2 separate regions of the Homo sapiens genome follow, and region 2 is linked to region 1. A link is a loop called in an ENCODE intact Hi-C map of the cell type or tissue named here. Cell type or tissue: HCT116. All regions are shown on one strand. Links, peaks and the distances in the headings refer to the core of each region. The heading gives the core; the rest is flanking DNA.

Region 1 (9,885 bases), core at 983-8,982:
TAAAAATTCAATGTATGTATTTTTTGTGCTTATTAATGCTATCTTGAATGGAAATGAAAAAAGAACTTTATTGAAAAAATAACCTCATAGATATGTCTCTTAAAGTTCTTAACTTTTCACTCACTGTTTTGTAAAAACTAATAATAATTTAGGACTTGACAAAAGCAGAATGAAATCTCCCCAGACTTTAGCCAAAATTTCCCCACGAACAGAGATTCTTAAATATCTCCTTTTCACACATGAGAAACCTGATGTTCAGGAGAGTTAAGTTACTTGCCCAATGTCTAAGGTTAGAAATGGAAGTTGTGTCTGTTTCTCTCTACTAAGGCTTAGCTGCCACATCTATTCATTTAAATGCTCACAAACCTTGATGTTCATATAAACTTCAGAATTATTATATACATTTCACTTTCTCTCCGAGTTTCACTTATAATTTAGCAGGTTGTACTGAAAAGCATAGAAGACTAAACAAGTAAAATGTGTGTTCCTAGGAATCATAGCCAGTGCCTACTTATCTTTTACTTTTTATGACTATTATAAGTTCATAGAGATAGAGAATCTAATACACATGTAACTACACCTCTATTAATTATCACAGTGGGATTGAAAGTAGTGAAATAAAGCCTAAAGCTTATTTTTTTCCTATGAAGAAAGCATGTGCATTGCTTGCTGTGTTCCACATGGCCAAATACACCTGAAAAACAAGTATTTGAAAACAGGAAAACACAGTAATAATTCCTGACACTGCCATCTACTGTGTGTTGGACCAATTTCTCTATTATTAGGAAAACCAAGGACTTGGCTGGAAACCATCCCATGTGTTGGAAGGGCTTGAAGAATTGAACATCTCCATTAGTAAGAATCAGTTTCAATGGAAATCAGGGACTGGTTGGACCATAAAGAATTGTTGGCATGAGAAAAATGTTTAAGTAGTTTGAACATTTGCCTGTTTCATGCAAAATGACCATGTGTGTGGGTTTCTTTATCTTATGGAATTAGAAATGAGTGAAAAGAAAATTATACTATGAATGGAAAAAATGTGAAAACAAAAAAGGAAACATTTTCAATATTTGCTGGGTTAAAAGTAAAAAACTCACACATTATGGAATCTAACTTGCTATATGTCATTGGTGCACAATAGCTAGAATTTAGTATTTAAACTAGTCCATGAAAAAAGCAATTTACCAATAATATGAGGAAAAAGTAAACTGAGAGGAGATTTTATGATTTAGGAGAGGTTATATGTATAGTTGTAAATCATAAGTTATAACAGGAAAGATAGCTATAACATAAATGAGCAAATAAGCAAGACTTGAGTATATGAGAAAAGTAACTGGACATATTGCCTATCTTGCAAAATGTGTGAACCAGAATTCTTGGTATAATATTTTAATGAGTACTCTGGATTCTAAAGTATTCTAACCAAATTGTTATTTTATAGAATATCAAGGTATATCTTTGGTTAACTTTGTGTTAGAATTCTATGTGGATGTCACCCATTTTCTGGCACCTTTAATGAAATCTTCTAGACTTTCTTTCTGTAAAATCTCATTACTCTGACTATTCCAATATCTATGTACATATGTATGTATGTATGTATATCTATCTATCTATCTATCTATCTATCTATCTATCTATCTATCTATCTATCTAATCTTCTATCTATACATCCATTCATCTATCTTCATCTGCCCTCTATATAATCTATTTATATACATCCACACACCCACACAAATTTTGGGTTAATCTATCTTTCAAACTTTCACTGTCTGAGCCTTTAAGCATCAAAACTGTGGCTTGCCCTATTGTTAAATTCACTAGCCCTTACGTTACTTGTCATATTATTTATTTCCATTTCTAAAAGCTATTCCTTTGGGAGTTATAAAGGTACTCATCTTGGTTAATTTTTGAGTACTCTGCCTTTCACTAAGGAACTATTCTATGAAAACCATCATAATCAGTTTTTATTATTGCTATTAAGTTTAAATATTTAACCGATTTTTTTTTTTTTTTTGCTCTGCACTATATGATGGATGCTAGATACTCAACAGACATGGTCACTGCCCTCAGTTCTATGAAAGACAATCAGGAAAGGCTTCCCTAAATTAGCAAGGTGAAGTGATAGCACCTGGTATGGAGGAGAAGATGAAAGCATTCTAGGCAGAGGGAAGCAACACAAAATCTCTACTCCAGGAAAGAGTGTGGCATATTCTAGGAATTAAGAAACACAATTTCTTAAAGATCAAGATTGATCCCTAATGTCACTATGAGAGACTGATTTATGTAAGCCAGATACAAAACTTCATCTCATTATTTCATAATCACACTCTTAAGACATGATTAAACATTTTTTCCCATAAACTACTATTATTCTAACCCTCAAATGTCTTCCATTTATTAACAATTTTGACTTTTGGACAGTTAAACCTAAGTAGAATATCAAGGAATATAGGAATAAAATGTTTGCATTAATATATTTGATAAAGTGATCTAGAAATATTATTTTTTTCTTACACATATGAATATGATACTACAATAAAACATCCAAATAATGCAAAGGTGGATATAGCACAATTGGTGATTGACTCCTGTACTCTTTTTATCCCAGCCTCTGTTTCTAAAATAGGGAAGAGAGAGCTAAAGCTTCATCTTCTGGGTGGTGGGTGAGGCAGGATAGAGAAATAGTAGATAGTCCAGTCTCAGGAAGCTAGGATATGGCAGGTGGGTCCTTATGTCCCTTTATTTTCCTGGCTTAATCTCTCCAACTTCCTTAACTGGGAGTTTCCTGGATTCCCTAATGCTATTCTGGAAGTCCCAGCCAGGTATTAAAGAGAAGGTAGCTCAGATCTAGAAATACCATTATCCCTTAGCCACAGCCCAGCTTGGGAGCACCCAGAGATTGCTGAGCTCTTTTAGAGGCACTACCATAAGTTGCCCCAGTAGTTAGGACACTGTTGCTTCTTACTGTTACTACTTGACTTGGGGCCATTTCTCCTCTCTAATTTCCCTCTGAAGCTGATGGCCTTGTGATATTTCTGACAGTTTTGAGTGAGATGGAAAATACAGATAGGAGAGGCTCCCAGAGATGAAGTCTTGATCTGGAACTGAGTTATGAACTTAAGCTCACTTGACTTAACTGCATTTAGCACAAAACATTTAGAACATCTACACAAAATAGAGAATTTAGAGTTAATAAATTAAAGCAATACTAAAAGCCATATTTTTTGTACTACTGAATTTTAAGTACTAGTCTATCTGTGAAGTATAATGTCAAATATACTAGAAAAAGAGGACAGTGGATTTGAATTTTATTATATGTACTTTTTTACTTCTCAAAAAGAAAACTGACTTTGAAGTTCCTAATTTTAGTTATATTTGTGGACAGCAAAATGATTTGAAATTCTGCCTCACCTTGTTCACAGTAGATTCCAGTGGTTCCTAGAGGACAGAAACAGGTGTATCCATGAGGTAATGAAATGCAGGTTGCTCCTCTGCTACAGTGGTGTGGAGGGTCATGTTCAGGATCACAGGTAGAAACTGTCTCTGTGCAGAATGATCCTTTCCACCCAGTGGTACAATTGCAGCTGTGGGTTGAGAGAAAGCCGCATGGTTTGAGCACTTGTTTAGAGATGGATACATACTATGTATTGCCCTGATGCTAACTTGTCAATTTTAACTGAAGTTCCAAGAGATCAAAATGAATTGTGATTCAAACCCTAAATTGTCAAAGGAAAGAGTTAATAACTGGTTATAGGATTACTGGACTCCACACCAAAGACTTTAAACGATTCAGAGTGTAAAAATTGAAAGAGAATTTTTTGAGAATTGTTTCTTCAGACAAAATTGCATTGTAAGTCTCTCTCCCAACTCCCACACCACCACCTAAAGAAAAAGCTGTGCATGGTGTTGCTGTCTCCTAACTTCAAGCCTAGTGAAAAGAGATTCAGCAGGACCACTTGGAGAGCTTGGTGTGTTTTTCCCTGGCATTGGCAAACTCACAGGCTCAGCTCCTGGGGTTGCCAAAAGAGCTGCAAACATACTGGAGACAAGTCAAACGTGAGTGAATCCCAGGAAAGGGATGTTCATAGTCAGGAACAATAGCTTGAGGACATATAAAAATGAATCTTGACCAAGAGGTGTCCCTCTAGCTAAAGATACAGTGGCAGTAAGTGGTTTCTGGCTAGAGCAGAAGCTGAGGGGTAATGGGGAATACTCAGCTGAAAGAGACACCTTGTCTGGGTTTAGAGAGTGATATTGGGAGGAGCCCAGCAGAAAACTTTCTGATAGACCCATCAAAGGCAGAGTTGTCAGATAAAATGCAGAGCATCTAGTTAAATTTAAACATAAGTTAAATAATAACTTTTCTTAGTAGAAGTATGTCCTGATATGGTTTGGCTGTGTCCCCACCCAAATCTCATCTTGAATTGTAGTTGGCATAATCCCCATGTGTTGTGGGAGGGACCAGGTGGAGAAAATTGACTCATGGGGGAGGTTTCCCCCATCCTGTTCTCATGGTAATGAGTTAGTTCTCATGAGATCTGATGGTTTTATAAGGGGCTTCCTTCTTCAATGGGCGCTCATTCTTCTCCTTCCTGCCACCATGTTAGGAAGGACATGTTTGCTTCCCCTTCCACCATGATGTAAGTTTTCTGAGGCCTCCCCAGCCATGCTGAACTGTGAGTCAATTAAACCTCTTTCCTTTATAAATTACCCAGTTTCAAGTATGTCTTTATTAGCAGCCTGAGAACGGACTAATACATGTCCCATGCAATATATGAACTTTAAATAAATAATATTTGAGATTTTATTGTTATATCTTGTTATATATATATATATATATATATATATATATTTGATAAACTGTTGTTTGTCAGGGCACCGTGTGTTTATTTTGCCCCCTCCGGCCTCCCTCCCTCCCTCACTCCCTGCCTGCCTTTCTCCCTTTCTCCCTTTCTTCCTTCCCTTTCTCTCCCCACCATCCCCCTTTCTTTCTTCTGAAAACACTACACTAAAGAGTACATGAGAGAAAGGGTTAACTTAAAATTCCTGTCAGAGCCAGAGAGCAATAAACCACCGTGCCAGTCTAAAAAGCGCATTCTAGAATGGGTATGAGGTATAGGGATCAGAATCTGTTAAGCTGGAGGACAGCAGCTGATCACACCTTCCCAGACCTTTTATTTATGTCATAGACTTTTATATGCTTGTTACACCTAAATTAATAGTTGTGCAAAAAACGGAAAATTGTATAGGGTTCTCTAAAATGGAGACAAACAAAATACAGAATTAATCTGCTACAAAATTGCATATTTTGAAGATTATTTTTGAAGATCACAAAGAGTATAGAATGTACAAAGACCTCATACACAAAAAAGGAAATCAGTAACTAATTTCACAAAAGAAATAAAACTATAGTAAAAATTCTTATTAAAGAATTTTTAAACGTGATGCTGTCATTACTTTTTAAAGTGACGATTGCGCCATCTAGTGGTTCATTTTATATCTACTTGAAAAAAGCTTAAAATTATTCTCACTGCCTTATAGACAGAGCTCACAATGGTAAAATATTTTATTTAATTCACTTACACTTTATTGTATATATTTAAGGTATATAGCATAGTGTTATGGGAATAAAACACTTGCTTGGATATTAAAGTAGATAAATCACATTAAGCATAATTTAATATAGATGCCAAAATCTTATTTGAAAAAATAACAAATCGGAGCCTCATATAGTTTGTCTCAGAATTTTTAGGTCTGAAACAATTAGCTATATGTTTAATATATAATTAGTTATTATATAATTCTAATGAGAATGATTTTGTGCAAGGTCAGATTTTTCTTTTTGTTCCTTGGTTTCTATAGCACCCTGTGAAATAGAGATAATAAAAAAATTTCAAGCCTTCATTAGTTATTCTCTACTTTGGGTGATATTTTTCTAACCCTTGATGTTAATTCATTAATATTTCTTCCCTTAACCACATATACTACTCTGCCCTGAGGAGGAGTAGATTTTGTAGAAGTATGTGTGTGAGGTGAGGTGTCTATATAATGGGCAATGTAAAAACAAAACAGAGGTAGGTATCTATTTAAAGAATGTTTATTATTTTTTACAGGCTAGCTGTCTGTGCTTATCTTAGGATTGAGCATAGTATTGTGCTTGATACTGAGATTCTACAACACAGGAGGCTCCATTTTTGACCTCATGGACTTCTGTATTTTGGAGAAATCAGATTAGTAAGGAGACAATTTTAATAAAATGGGACAAGTTCTAAAATGGGTATTATGGTATCCTGTGGATGGGCATCTAAGTAATTTTAGTGAATTACTTAGGGAAGGCTTAGGAAAGGCCGCCAGAGTGAGATTTGCCCGTATAAATGTATGCACTGAAAGGAGGTGTCAAAGGACTTTGAACAGCAGGCTCAGGCAGTTCAACTTTTTTTTTTTTAAAACTATTTATTAACTTTTGTGGGTACATAGTAGGTGTACATATTTCTGGGGTACATGACATGTTTTGGTATAGGCAGGCAATGTGTGATGATCACATCATGGAAAATAGGGTATCCATACCCTCAAGCATTTATCCTTTGTGTTACAAACAATCCAATTATACTTCCTTAGTTATTTTAAAATGTACAATTAAATTATTATTGACTATAGTCACCCTGTTGTGCTATCCAATACTAGTCCTTGCTCATTCATTCTCACTAGTTTTTTGTACCCATTAACCATCCCCACCTCCCTGTTACCTACCACCGTTCTCAGCCTCTAGTGACCATCCTTCTGCTCTCTATCTCCATGAGTTCAACTGTTTTGATTTTTAGAACCCACAAATAAGTGAGAATATGTGATGTTTGCCTTTCTGTGCCTGGCTTCAGTTCAACTTTCAAGTGACATGACAGGTGTATAGAAAATGACACAAATGAGGAGGCACATTTTAAGAATATTGATCTGTTATGTGTAGGATGACTGCATAGTGTAACAATAAGCTCTCTGGTGACGTAATTTTAATCTTAGTGAGATCTTAGCATATTTTTTTTGCTACTAGAAAAGGGGCCAGCAACCTTTTTCTGTAAAGGGCAAGGCAGTTTACAGTTTTGCTTTGTGGGCCATATAGACACTGTTGCAATAACCGAACTCTGCCATTGTTGAAAGCAGCCACAGAAAACACACAAATGGGTGTGGCTGTATTCCAATGAATTTTAGTTACACAAATAGGTGGTAGGCCAGATTTGGCCCATCTACCATAGTTTTCTGACCCCGGCACTCTAGACCATTAATTCCGTAAGAGCAGAGATAGGGTCTGTTTTGTTTTTTATTATTGTCTCAAGGCCCCAAACAGTTCTTGGTTTATTGTAAGTTTTCATTGACTATTCATGGAATAAACACACAAATGAATAAATATAATAGGTCATGGCTGGGATAAGAAAGCAGATGGAGGCAAAAGTCCTGAATAGGAAAATTGCTGTGGGGATGCAGAGGTTGAAGTAGATGTGAGAGGCATTTTCAAGGCTTTGGTAAGTGTGTTAGTATGAAAGAGGAAAAATTATAGTAATGACAAACATTATTTGTCACTTACCATGTGCCAGGCAGTCTTCTAACCTTTCTAGTTTCTCTATTATGTTATAAGAAGGGTACTAGCATCATCCTCATTTTTCAGAGAAGGAATCTAAGGAAGAGAGAGGTTAAGTCTGCTAATGAGCGAGGAAATCCACCTTTTAGTCACCATTTTATGTCTCTCAATCCTGTGGAAATGTTGGGACCATGAAAGAGTATGGTGTTGTTAGTGAAATAGGGACAACTGGATAGCAATATAGTAAAGGGAAAACATAAAGAATCCACTTTTATAAGCTTTATTCCTGGGATGGAGACTGGTTCAACATACACAAATTGATAAATTTGATTCACCACATAAATAGAATTAAAAGCAAAAACCATATCATGTCCTCAATAGATGCAGAAAAGACTTTGATAAAATTCAACTTTCTTTTGTGTTAAAAACCCTCAACAATTAGGCATTGAAGGAACATACTTCAAAATAATGAGAGCAGTCTATGACAAATCCACAGCCCAACATCATCCTGAACGGGTGAAAGATCGAACCATTCCCCTTGAGAACTGCAACAAGACAAGGATGCCCACTCTCACCACTCCTATTCAACACAGTAATGGAAGTGCTAGCCCAAGCAATCAGGCAAGAGAAAGAAGAAAAGATATCCAGATAGAAAGAGAGGAATTCAAGCTATCTCTCCTTGCAGATGATACTATTCTATACTGAGAAAATCCCATGGCCTCTGCCAAAAGGCTCTTAGAACTCATAAATAACTTCAGTAAAATTTCAGAATATAAAATCGCTGTACAAAAATCAGTAGCATGCCTATACACCAATTACATCCAAGGTGAGAACCAAAGCAAGAATGAAATCCCATTTACAGTAGCCACAAAAAGAATAAAGTACCTAGGAATACGGAACCAAGGAGGTGAAAGATCTTTACAATGAGAATTACAAAACACTGATAAAGGAAATCAGAGATAACACAAACAAATGAAAAAAGATTTCCTGCTCATGGAAAGGAAGAATCAATATGGTTAAAATGGCTATACTGACAAAAACAATTTACAGATTCAATGTTATTCCTATCAAACTACCAACATAATTTTTCACAGAATTAAAATATTCTAAAATTCATATGGAAACAAAAAAGAGGCTAAATAGCTGAAATGATCCTAAGCAAAAAGAACAAGGCCGGAGACATCACACTCCCTAACTTCAAACTATACTACAAGCCTACAGTAACCAAAATAGCATGGCACTGGTGCAGAAACAGACACACAGACCAATGGAACTGGACAGAGAACATAGAAATAAAGTCATACACCTAAAAGCACCTGATCTTCAACAAAGTCAATGATAACAAGCACTGGGGAAAGGGCTTCCTATTCGATAAATGGTGCTGGGATAACTGGCTAGCCATATGCAGAAGACTGAAACTGGACCCCTTCCCTTCATTATATATGTTATGAAAATTAACTCAATATGGACTAAAGACTTTAAGATCTAAACCTATAAAAACCCTAGAAGAAAACCTAGGAAATACCATTCTGGACATCAGGCTTGGTAAAGAATTTACGACTAAGTCCCCAGAAGCAATTTCCATAAAAACAAAAATTGACAAGTGGGACCTAATTAAACCAAAGAGCTTCTGCACAGCAAAAGAAACTATCAACAGAGTAAACAGACAACCTACAAAATGGGAGAAAATATTCACACACTACACAACAAAAAAGGTCTAATGTCCAGAATCTATAAGGAACTTAAACAATTCAACAAGCAGAAAACAGACAACCCCATTAAAAAAATGGGCAAATGACATGAACAGACACTTCTCAAAAGAAGACATACATGAAATCAACAAATAGATTAAGTAATGCTCAACATCACTAATCGTTAGAGAAATGCAAATCAAAACCACAATGAGAAACCAACTCACACCAATCAGAATGGCTATTATAAAATGTAAAAAAAATGACAGCCATTGGTGAGGTTGCAATGAAAAGGGCACACTTACACATTGCTAGTGGGAATGTAAATTACTTCAGCCATTGTGGAAAGCAGTGTGGAGATTTCTTAAAGAACTTAGAACGACCATTCAACCCAGCAATACCATTACTGGCTATATACCCAAAGGAATATAAATCATTCTATCAAAAAGACATATGCATTTGTATGTTAACCGCAGCACTATACACAATAGCAAAGACATGGAATCAACCTAGATGCCCATCAACAGGGTACTGGATAAAGAGAATGTGGTACATATATACCATGGAATACTACACAGCCATTGAAAAAATGAAATCATGTCCTTTGAAGAAACATGAATGCAG
Region 2 (9,885 bases), core at 1,143-9,142, 460 kb before region 1:
TTTATAAAATTGCCAACTTAAGTAGCACAAGAACTAATTGAATACCAAGGAAATACTTTAGCAGATTTCCATGCTAGATCAGCCAGTACTGATGTTGTTAAAATATGCAATTTGAATGAGGTTCATGGTTCAAGTCAAATTGCCTACAATAACCCATTTGATAAGCAGTGCTATGCACCTAAATTGAAGAAACGAAATTTGTATTTAAGATAATATGAATTCATTGTCGAGTGTGGACTCATGGAGAGTCTGGAGAGCTGCCTGGTCCTTCTCAAGTAATTAAAACTGCCATCATTGAAAGCTCTACACTCAGCCAGGCATGGTGGCTTTCGCCTGTAATCTCAGCACTTTGGGATGCCGAGGTAGGTGGATCACTCGAGGTCAGGAGTTCGAGTCCAGCCTGGCCAATATAGTGAGACCCCCATCTCTACTAAAAATGCAAAAATTATTCAGGCATGGTGGTGAACACCTGTAATCCCAGCTACTCGGGAAGCTGAGGCAGGAGAATCGCTTGAACCCAGGAGGCAGAGGTTGAAGTGAGCCGAGATTGCATCCAAATTATATTTTTAAAAATATACTGGTGTCATGACTATTCTAAGTTGCCAAAGTGGTTTATTTTGCTTTGTCAAATCCATAATCCTAGGAAGACAAAAAAAACTTCAGGTACATTTTTGCTACTTGATGGGCCATTTGAACATTTACAGATGGCTTCTATTCAATTGTCATTTGTAATGCATGTTTTCTAGTTATATACAAGCTTTCTCATGCAAGAAGGCTAATGCAATAACAATAGCTAAAATAGCTTAACGGTTATCAAGAAATGTGTTTCTCTCATGGAACATTCCTAGAGAAATCTCCAACAATAAAGGTACTTGTTTCACTGGACAAGTTGTAAAACATAAGGTGTTACAGCTATAATAGCATTAGGCAAGTCTAACTGAATGGACTGAATTGTCTTGGTCAAAGGTACTGCAGACTGATAACAATCAGTTCCTCTTCCAATCAAAACATGAGTTGACCATTTATGAAATAGTCACTGTAAGGCCTCTAATAATAGAACCTTATGTATCTTCTGCACCTAAATTCTTATATGACTAAATGCTACAATGCAGGCTTCAATGCATTGTGCCAAAGTGTATTTTCATTAGGTAAAAGGAGCTTTTTATGATCCACTGACTGGGTACAGTCAAACCCTTCATGGTCTAAAACTTAGAGACTGGGCCTTCTGGAAACACCATCAGAGAAAGACTTCCCTTGCCACTCACACTGCAGTAAAATACTGGGACCTTGAACCTTGAGTCTGGCCCATCCAGCCTCTTGAAACCAAACACTTGTTAGAGACCTTAAGGTAAAGCTAACCAGAGAACTTTCTCCCTTGAAGCAGATGGCATCCTAGACATAGAAAGCTTTCCCAAGATCATGGAACAAGACTTCTCTTCCATCGTGAGATTCTTAACCTTTCTTAACTTTTGCCTTGCTTATGCCTCTTGGAACAACACAGTGGGAAAAGGGGCCTATGTGTGTGAAGTATATTTTTATTTGTGTTAGATTTCACAGACAACCTTATACATGAGCAACCTTATCTCTTGATGGATGCAAGATGAAGGGCCAGTGTAGGCTAGGAATTTTAATGACACCTTTGTTACTCCATAATCAGTCAGAAACAGAACATCAGTCCACTTCTTTTAACGTACATCCTAGGTTAAATAAAACATTGCCAAGAGGCCTTCACCTTTCTAGATGGGCATCATTTGTTAGTTCCCTTTTTCTATGGCTTGGAGTAAATGAGGTAATGATTAGAAATGTATCCCTTACAGTAGTCTGTACAGCAGATTTTACTGCAAAACCTGTGGCTGTGCAGCAGACTTCTTTAAATTCTCTTGCTAAAGTTGTGCTAGATAATAAAATTGCTCTAGATTACCTACAGGCTGAACAGGGAGAAATCTGTGCAGTGGCTTACACTTCTTATTGTACATGAATAAATACACTGGGTTTTGTAGAGATTCAGTTACAAGAGATTAATGAACAGGCTGCTTAATTAAAACATGTAGACTTTTCATCTGGCTTATTCTTTGATCTATTTAACTTTAGTTGATTAATAGGAACTAATAGGAACCTTGGCTAAGGAGCATACTCCAAATTCTTGGTATGCTCCTGCCAGTCACTATAGTAGTCATTATCATTATCATTCTGACAGTCACAATAGTATTCTCCCTGGTATGCTATATTCTCTCCAAAGTTTTAAATGTTTGCAGACAGCCATGTGTAGAATGTCAGATGGTATCTTTGACTGGAATGACAAAATCTCAAAGAAATGCCTGATCGTGAAGACACTATAACCTATCAATAATGTGCTAAGACAGAAAACCCAAAATAATGGTAATAGGAAGTAGCACCAAAGCCCTAAGTTTTGGTCACACTCTCATCTAGGTGAGAACCTGACCAAAAGAAGAGAATTGTTAAACAAAATTATGGAAGACCATTGTTCTGGACTGAACTCTTGCATTAGACCCCAACAGAACAGACCAAATCAAAACAAAATCACTCATGCTAATACAACATAATCACAGTGAAACTTTAAGGAAGAAGATAGATTCCAAAACAGTACAGTTTTTTTTTCTTCTGAAAACAGGAGATCCCAGCATAATAAAGAGGTCCCCTCTGCTCTAACCCTTACAAAAAATTAACCTAAAGTAAACAATCAGGTTATTTTTCTCTCATTCTGTTTCCATATTCCCACCTTACAAAATCCACTGTACTGCTATTTCCCAGTGGAATTTGAGACCAAATAAGTCCATTTACAATGGTGTGAGAGTGACGTCAATGCCTAAGGTTTCAGTCAACCTCTCAATCTTAAGAGGTTGACCCAAAGGGAGGAATTGTTTACATAAAGCTACCTCCTTACATATCTTAAGTTTGGCCTAGAACTTTATAAACAGACTATAACCTACTCCTGTACCAATTAGAATTTCAGATGCCTGCCAATCACAGGCAGCCAACTGTTCAAACCATGTTCAAATAAGGGAAACTCCCAGCTGTAACTAATTCAGCTGTTTCTGTGACTCATTATTGTCTTCTGTACATCACTTTTCTTGTTCTGTCCATAAATGTTATCCAACAATGTGGCAGCTCCAGAGTCGCTCTGAACCTATTTTGGTTCTCAGGGAGGCCCAATTCTCAAATCATTCTTTGCTCAATCAAACTCTGTTAAATTTAATTTGCCTAAAGTCTTTTAAATAATATCCAGCCAGGTGGGGTGGCTCACGCCTGTAATCCCAGAACTTTGGGAGGCTGAGGTGGGTGGATCACTTGAGGCCAGGAGTTCAAGACCAGCCTGGGCAACATGGCAAAACTCCATCTCTACAAAAAATACAAAAAATTAGCCAGATTTGATGGCTAATTTGGTGTCTGTAGTCCCAGCTACTTGGGAGGCTGAGGCATAAGAATCGCTTAAACCCAGGAGGTGGAGGTTACAGTGAGCCAAGATCGCACCACTGCACTCCAGCCTGGGCAACAGAGTGAGACTCTGTCTCAACAACAAAAAAATAAAGTCTTTAAAATAATACCTATAAAAATATTAACATTTTAAAAGCATTGCCATATCCAGACAATATTTTATATTTCATCTAATACCCACAACATACAGGGAATATTTATTATCACCTACATTTTTTCCAAAGCAGAAATAACCCACAGGGGTTAGGTAATTTGTTCAAGGTCATATCTGAGGAAGAATAGGAATTCAAATCTAAGTATTTTATTTGAGGTGCTTCCTACATCACCATAGCTTGATAATTGACTTAAATGGAATTCTGTTTTTATTATATAGTGTGATCTGTGTAACTCATAAAACTTGTTCAACTTCTTCAATTATATATTCTTTTTCAATTGTATTTTTATAACTCTTTTCTGTATAAAAGCAAAACCCATCTTAATTCACATCACCACCAGTTTAACCTTCATTAGTCCCAAGAGTGAAGTTGTAACCTACTATGGATAAGGCAAAATCAAAGACATAAAAATAAACAAAACATAAAACATGATTCACAAAGAATATTACAATCTAGTAGAGGCAATAAAGTGTTGCTGTGGCAGTTAAGGGCCTCCATGTTGTAAAGAAAGAGATATGCTCAGGTTAGCCTAGTTCAAGGAGAGCAAACTCAAATAGCAGACAGATTACAAAAAAACACAATGGGCTGGAGGGCGAACGCAGTAGTTGATAGCCCTTCCCAGGAAGGAGCCAACACAGGAGTCCAGACAATTGTTGCCATATTAAAACGTGGCCCTCGTGTTGCCAGTTTTACAAATTTTCAAAACATGCCAGAAATCTGGATTTTTATTTGAAATTTCATGATTGTTAAATACTGCCAATTGATTTAAAATGTAAGGTAAGAAGTAAAGAAATAAACTTTCTCAACTACCACACAACTAGGTCTCAAAACTACCGGAATGCTGTTCAGAATATGCAGCAGCTCTAGAGATATGAGGCACAACTGTATCAGCAGTGACCACCTGTCTTTTCCCCAACAGTGGTATCTAGTGTGGTACTAAAGGGTGATGGTAAAAATATTTAGCCATTAGTACATCTAATAAAAATAACCAACACTTATATTGTGCCTATTATGTGCTAGATCTCTTCTAAATGCTTTGTCTTAATTTATTTAGTCTGAAAAATATCCCATGTGATAAATACATTACCATCCTATTTCAGAGATGAGAAAAATTGAGTCAAAGAAAGACTAATCAACTAACCCAAGCTCACAAGTCTCATAAGTGACAAAGCTCAGATTTGAACCCAGCCAGTTGGCTCCAGAGCACCAAGTACTTGGCACACTCTTAATGAACACTGTCACCAGGATATCCTCCCAACCATTGCTGGGGTGCTAGGAAGCTGTAGCAAGGTCCTGGAGGGCCTGTAGGGCCAGGTACTAGTTCTTTAACTCTTTAATTGATGGGCTGTGGACAGGTCCAAGAGCCCCAGGGAAATACTAGGACAGGTAGAAAAGTTTGGGTAGAGTGGACCATTAAGAGGCTCTTGTTAGCCACTGTTTACCAATCAGTTTAGAAATATTTGACCATTTATCAAGTACTCAGTGGTGCAGCTCTCCCTGGTGGCACCATTATGTTGGAAAAGCAATGCCTGATGCATGGTAAGTACTAAACAGAGGTCAGCCACAAATATTGCCTGGGCACTATGCATTACTGAGGATTTCTGGTGGAAAGATAACTCATTCTAGATTACCTCACAGGCCCTGGCCAGCCTAGAGGTGACTTTCATTGGGTCAGGCACTATTCCCTTATCTAAGAAGCTCCAGATTCTAAACACAATAAAATAGGGGAACCTCTCAGAATCATGAAGGCATATCAAGCAGTCCGAGGATTCTTAGAGTGGGGCAGTGTGATCCAAATAGCCTGGCTTGGACTCTACAGTAATGCTGTTACTACACAGGCAGAGTATTTCAGTCTTCAGATAGGCTAACCTTAAACAGAAGAGGGCGCATTTCAGCTGAAGATAGGGAGTGAGGTAAACCAGGCTGGAAGAATCATGAGCGTAAGTACAGATATGCAGTTTCATTTTGATTGCATGGCATAAATATATACATTTAATTCATGCTTAATTTGGACAATCCCAAATTTCTGCTACAACAGGTTGATTTTCATTCTTTTGATATTTTCACCAGAGCAGCTTTTCACAATTCAAAAATGTTTCCACTATCGTTTCGTCAGATGGCTTTTTGTCTCATACATGGGAATGGCCATAAAAAATGTTTCCTCTTACATTCAAGTTCATTACAAGACATTTTCATAATTCATGTTTTTCTCACCATGGTGATTCTTTTGAAATGGTGTTTATATGGTTTAATATAAGTTTATCATTTTGCATTTCAACTCAGTGACTTGATCAAATTAACTAAAAAACGCTTAACCTAAAGGAATACTGCCAAGCATTAAATGTAGACCCTAATTTGACCTAATAAATTTCTTTCCAATATAATAATGAGTTATTTAGGTTCTAAATATCAATGATTTTATTGATTTAGTTTTAATTTTCTCTAACAGTTACCTTTTTAATGTCAATACAAAAAAAAAAAACTTTTTTTGACCCCTATATAATAGTTATAGTCCGAGGTGTAGGCATTAATGCATTTACCAAACATCTGATTTTGTTAATGAGAGAGGTGCATGAAAACGCAAACAAGCAAATCAAAATTTCATCAAGTTTTAACCTCTGTTAGAAATAGTGGAAAAAGGGATCGATAATTATCAAACTTAAAAGAATATGTCAAAGAGGAAAGAATGTGCCTTCAGTTACCTTTAAGTGTGTTCTTCAAAGAAAAAAGAAAGAAAATGTGCTTAAAATATTTACAGAAGTGTTATTTCAAAGACTACATCACAAACTTGTATTAATTACTTTAAAAATATCCGTACCTATTAACCTTGTATTCCTACTCCTAGCAACTTGGTTTAAGAAAATAATCCAAGATACGTCATGTATGTTCAGTGCCACCTTCATTATAATAGTAAAAATGTGAAAGTAGCATACGAGAAAGTAGAAAGAGTTAAATACACGTGGCAATTCTTTTCAAGTGATTTACCATTTAAAAATAAGCGCTTCTGGCCGGGCGCGGTGGCTCACGTCTGTAATCCCAGCACTTTGGAGGCCGAGGCAGGTAGATCACCTGAGGTCAGGAGTTTGAGACCAGCCTGGCCAACATGGTGAAACCCCGCCTCTAGTAAAAATACAAAAATTAGCCGGGTGTGGTAGCGGGTGCCTGTAATCCCAGCTACTCCAGAGGCTGAAGCAGGAGAATTGCTTGAATTTGGGAGGCAGAGGTTGCAGTGAGCCGAGATCTCGTCATTGCACTCCAGCCTGGGCAACAGAGCAAGACTCTATCTCAAAAAGAAAAAAATAAAGCTCTTCCATTTTCCATCTTTTGTCACCTGGATTGACACAATTTTTTTCAATATCTTCTTTTTTGAAGTGTCTTTTTAAAACTGCCCATTTTTATAAGATTGTCTAGTGGGGTTTTTTTGGCGTTTTCCTTTAATTTTTTAAACTGACAGATAAAATTGTATGTATGTATACCACAAAATGTTTTAAAGTATGTATACATTATGGAATGGTTACATCTAGCTAATTAAATATGCATTATTTCACATACTTATCACTTGGTGATGAGAACACTTAACATCTGCTTTCTTAGAATTTTCAAGAAGGTATATTATTAGCTATAGCCACAATGCTGTGTATTAGATGTCTTGAATTTATTATTCCTATTTAACTGTAATTTTGTATTCTTTGACCAACTCCACAATTTCTAGCCATTCTCTGTGCATCCAATGTTACCCTTCTTCTATTCATCCTTCATACTACTGCCATGTTATTTTTCTATAACACAATTTTGGTTTTGTTATTTCTTTGCTGAAAATACCTCCACAATTCTCCCTTCACCTTCAGGGAAAACTCAAATTGGTATTCTCTAAGGCTCTGCATAATCCAGGCTCTCAACAATCTCTCCAGCCTTCACAGCTGGGAATTTTCACATACAAACCCTATCTCCATCTGTACAAAACTAGTTTTATCATTTCTTGGGGTCACACTGTTTCCTTCTTTCCTAGGCTCCTGTTGATTATCTAGCCTGTCCTGATAAGACAGTTACCTACTTTTCTGGCCACAACCAAAAATTAACCTGCAGGGTGGTTTGATGTAGCCATCCATTACAAAATGATTAATGTTCTTATTTGGGGACAGAAGGGCTACAAAAGGTGACCTAGATCTCCTTTCCTTTTAAAATGTTTATTAATTTTAATTGACAAGTAAAAATTATATATATTTATGGTATACAATATAATCTTTTGATATATGTATACATTGTGGAATGGCTAAATTAAGCTATTAGGATATATATTATCTCCCATTTTTTGTGGTGAAAACACTGAAAATCTATTCTCTCAGCAATTTTTATATATACAATATGAAGGTATGTCAAAAAGTTCATGGAAATGGAATTAAAAGATAAAAATATAAAATATAAACTTTATTTCTCAACATAAGCTCTATCAAGGTTAATATACTTTTGTAAGCAATCATAGCAGCCATTTAGTGCATCCCTTTAAAAATGAGGGTCCTGGAAGATAAACATATGAATGCGGTCTTTTTTACATTATTAACTAAAGAAAAATGAATCCCCTTTACAGATTTTTGTAAGATTAGGAAACAAAAGGAAGACAGAAGGAGCCAAATCAGTGCTGTAAACTGGATGCTTATGATCTCCCATCAAAATGCTCACAAAATTACCCTTGTTCGATGCAAGGCATGAGCAGGAGCATCATCGTGGTGAAGTAGAACTCTCTAGTGAAGGTTTCCTGGGCATTTTTCTGCTAAAGTGTTGGCTAACTTTCTCAAAACACTTTCCTAATAAGTAGGTCTCATTCTTTGGCCCTCTAGAGAGTCAACAAGCAAAATGCCTTGAGCATCTCAAAAAACACAATTGCCATGACGTTTGCTCTTGACTGGTCCACTTTTGCTTTGACTGGACCACTTCTACCTCTTGCTAGCCATTGCTGTAATTGTGCAGTATCTTCAGGATCATACTGGTAAAGCCATGTTTATCTCCTGTTACAATTCTTTGAAGAAATTCTTCAGAATCTTGATCATACCGGTTTAAAATTTCCACTGAAAGCTCTTCTCTTATCTCCAATTGATCTGGGTACAATGGTTTTGGCACACATCAAGTAGAAACTTTGCTGTACTTTAAGTTTTCAGTCAGAATTGTGTAAACTTAACTAACTGAGATGTCTATGGTGTTGGCTATTGTTTCTGCTGTTAATCGCCAGCCGTCTTCAATCAAGGCATGAACAATTAGGGCAAATTGATGTGGATGATCTGCCACTTCAGCCTTCATCTTCAACATTGTTTAATCTCTTCTCAAAAAGAGTCACCCATTTCAAACTGCTGATTTATTTGGAGCATTGTCCCCACAAACTTTTTATAAAGCATCAAGGATTTCACCATTCTTCCACCCCAGCTTCACCATAAATTTGATGTTCATTCTTGCTTTGATTTTAGCAGAATTCATGCTGCTCTGATACATGCTGTATTCAAACTGATGTCCTATGCTTAATGCCTCAAACTATATCCTGTTCAGACATGTCATAACAAATTAGCATGAATTTACTTTGGTTCAAAATATTTTAAAATCCACGCACAGTTTTTATAATACACATTTTCCATGAACTTTTTGAGGTCCTCTTATATATTATTATTAACTGTAGTCACCATGTGGTACAGCAGATCTCTTGAAACTACTCTTCTTTCTAAATAAAATTTTTTATTCTTTGACCAACATCTCCCCAATCCCTTCACCACCCACCCTCTGTTAACCACATTCTACTCTCTGCTTCTCTGAGTTCAACCTTTTTACACATCACATATAAGTGAGATCATGAAGTATGTGTCTTTCTGTGTCTGGCTTATTTCACTTAACATAATGTCCTCTAGGTCCATTCATGTTTTAACAAATGACAGAAAATTTTATTTGGCACTTAAGGGATCATAATGCCTGGGCTAAGCTAATTATTGCCTGTTTAAGGCTTCCTTCCTTTCAAAGGCTGAATACTATCCCATTGTGTATATATATCACTTTTTCTTTATCCATTCATCTATTGCCAGATGCTTAGGTCAATTCTATATCTTAGCTATTGTGAATAATGCTGTAATAAACATGGGAGTGTAGATATCTCTTCAACATACTGATTCCACACCCTTTGGATATATATCCAGTAGTGGATTGCTGAATCATATATAGTAGCTCTATTTTTAATGGATGATTGATGTTCTTAAGTCTCCAATGAAAGTAGAATCCTTATTAAACTTTCTGTCCC

The links. Peaks named below come from ENCODE experiments on the same cell type or tissue, not always from the same donor. Only the 100,000 strongest peaks of a DNase experiment are listed, where the experiment ranks them.
Region 2: a loop joins it to region 1, with 3 times the contacts of the local background. A loop is called at or near these places in 15 of 110 quality-filtered maps.

What each region holds. Positions count from the first base shown.
Region 1 is chr6:63,759,050-63,768,934 of GRCh38, forward strand. It overlaps EYS (eyes shut homolog), which reads right to left. Exons shown (of 43, transcript NM_001142800.2): 41 at 3,412-3,584. Among named protein-coding and RNA genes, the nearest start is that of SCAT8, 43 kb to the right of the region's middle. In HCT116, for the core only: a CTCF peak has its summit at 5,483 (motif pointing left); a DNase peak (open chromatin) is centred at 5,462.
Region 2 is chr6:63,302,534-63,312,418 of GRCh38, forward strand. All of the region lies in intron 1 of LGSN (lengsin, lens protein with glutamine synthetase domain), which reads right to left. Among named protein-coding and RNA genes, the nearest start is that of LGSN, 13 kb to the right of the region's middle. In HCT116, for the core only: a CTCF peak has its summit at 5,498 (motif pointing right); DNase peaks (open chromatin) are centred at 5,498 and 5,815.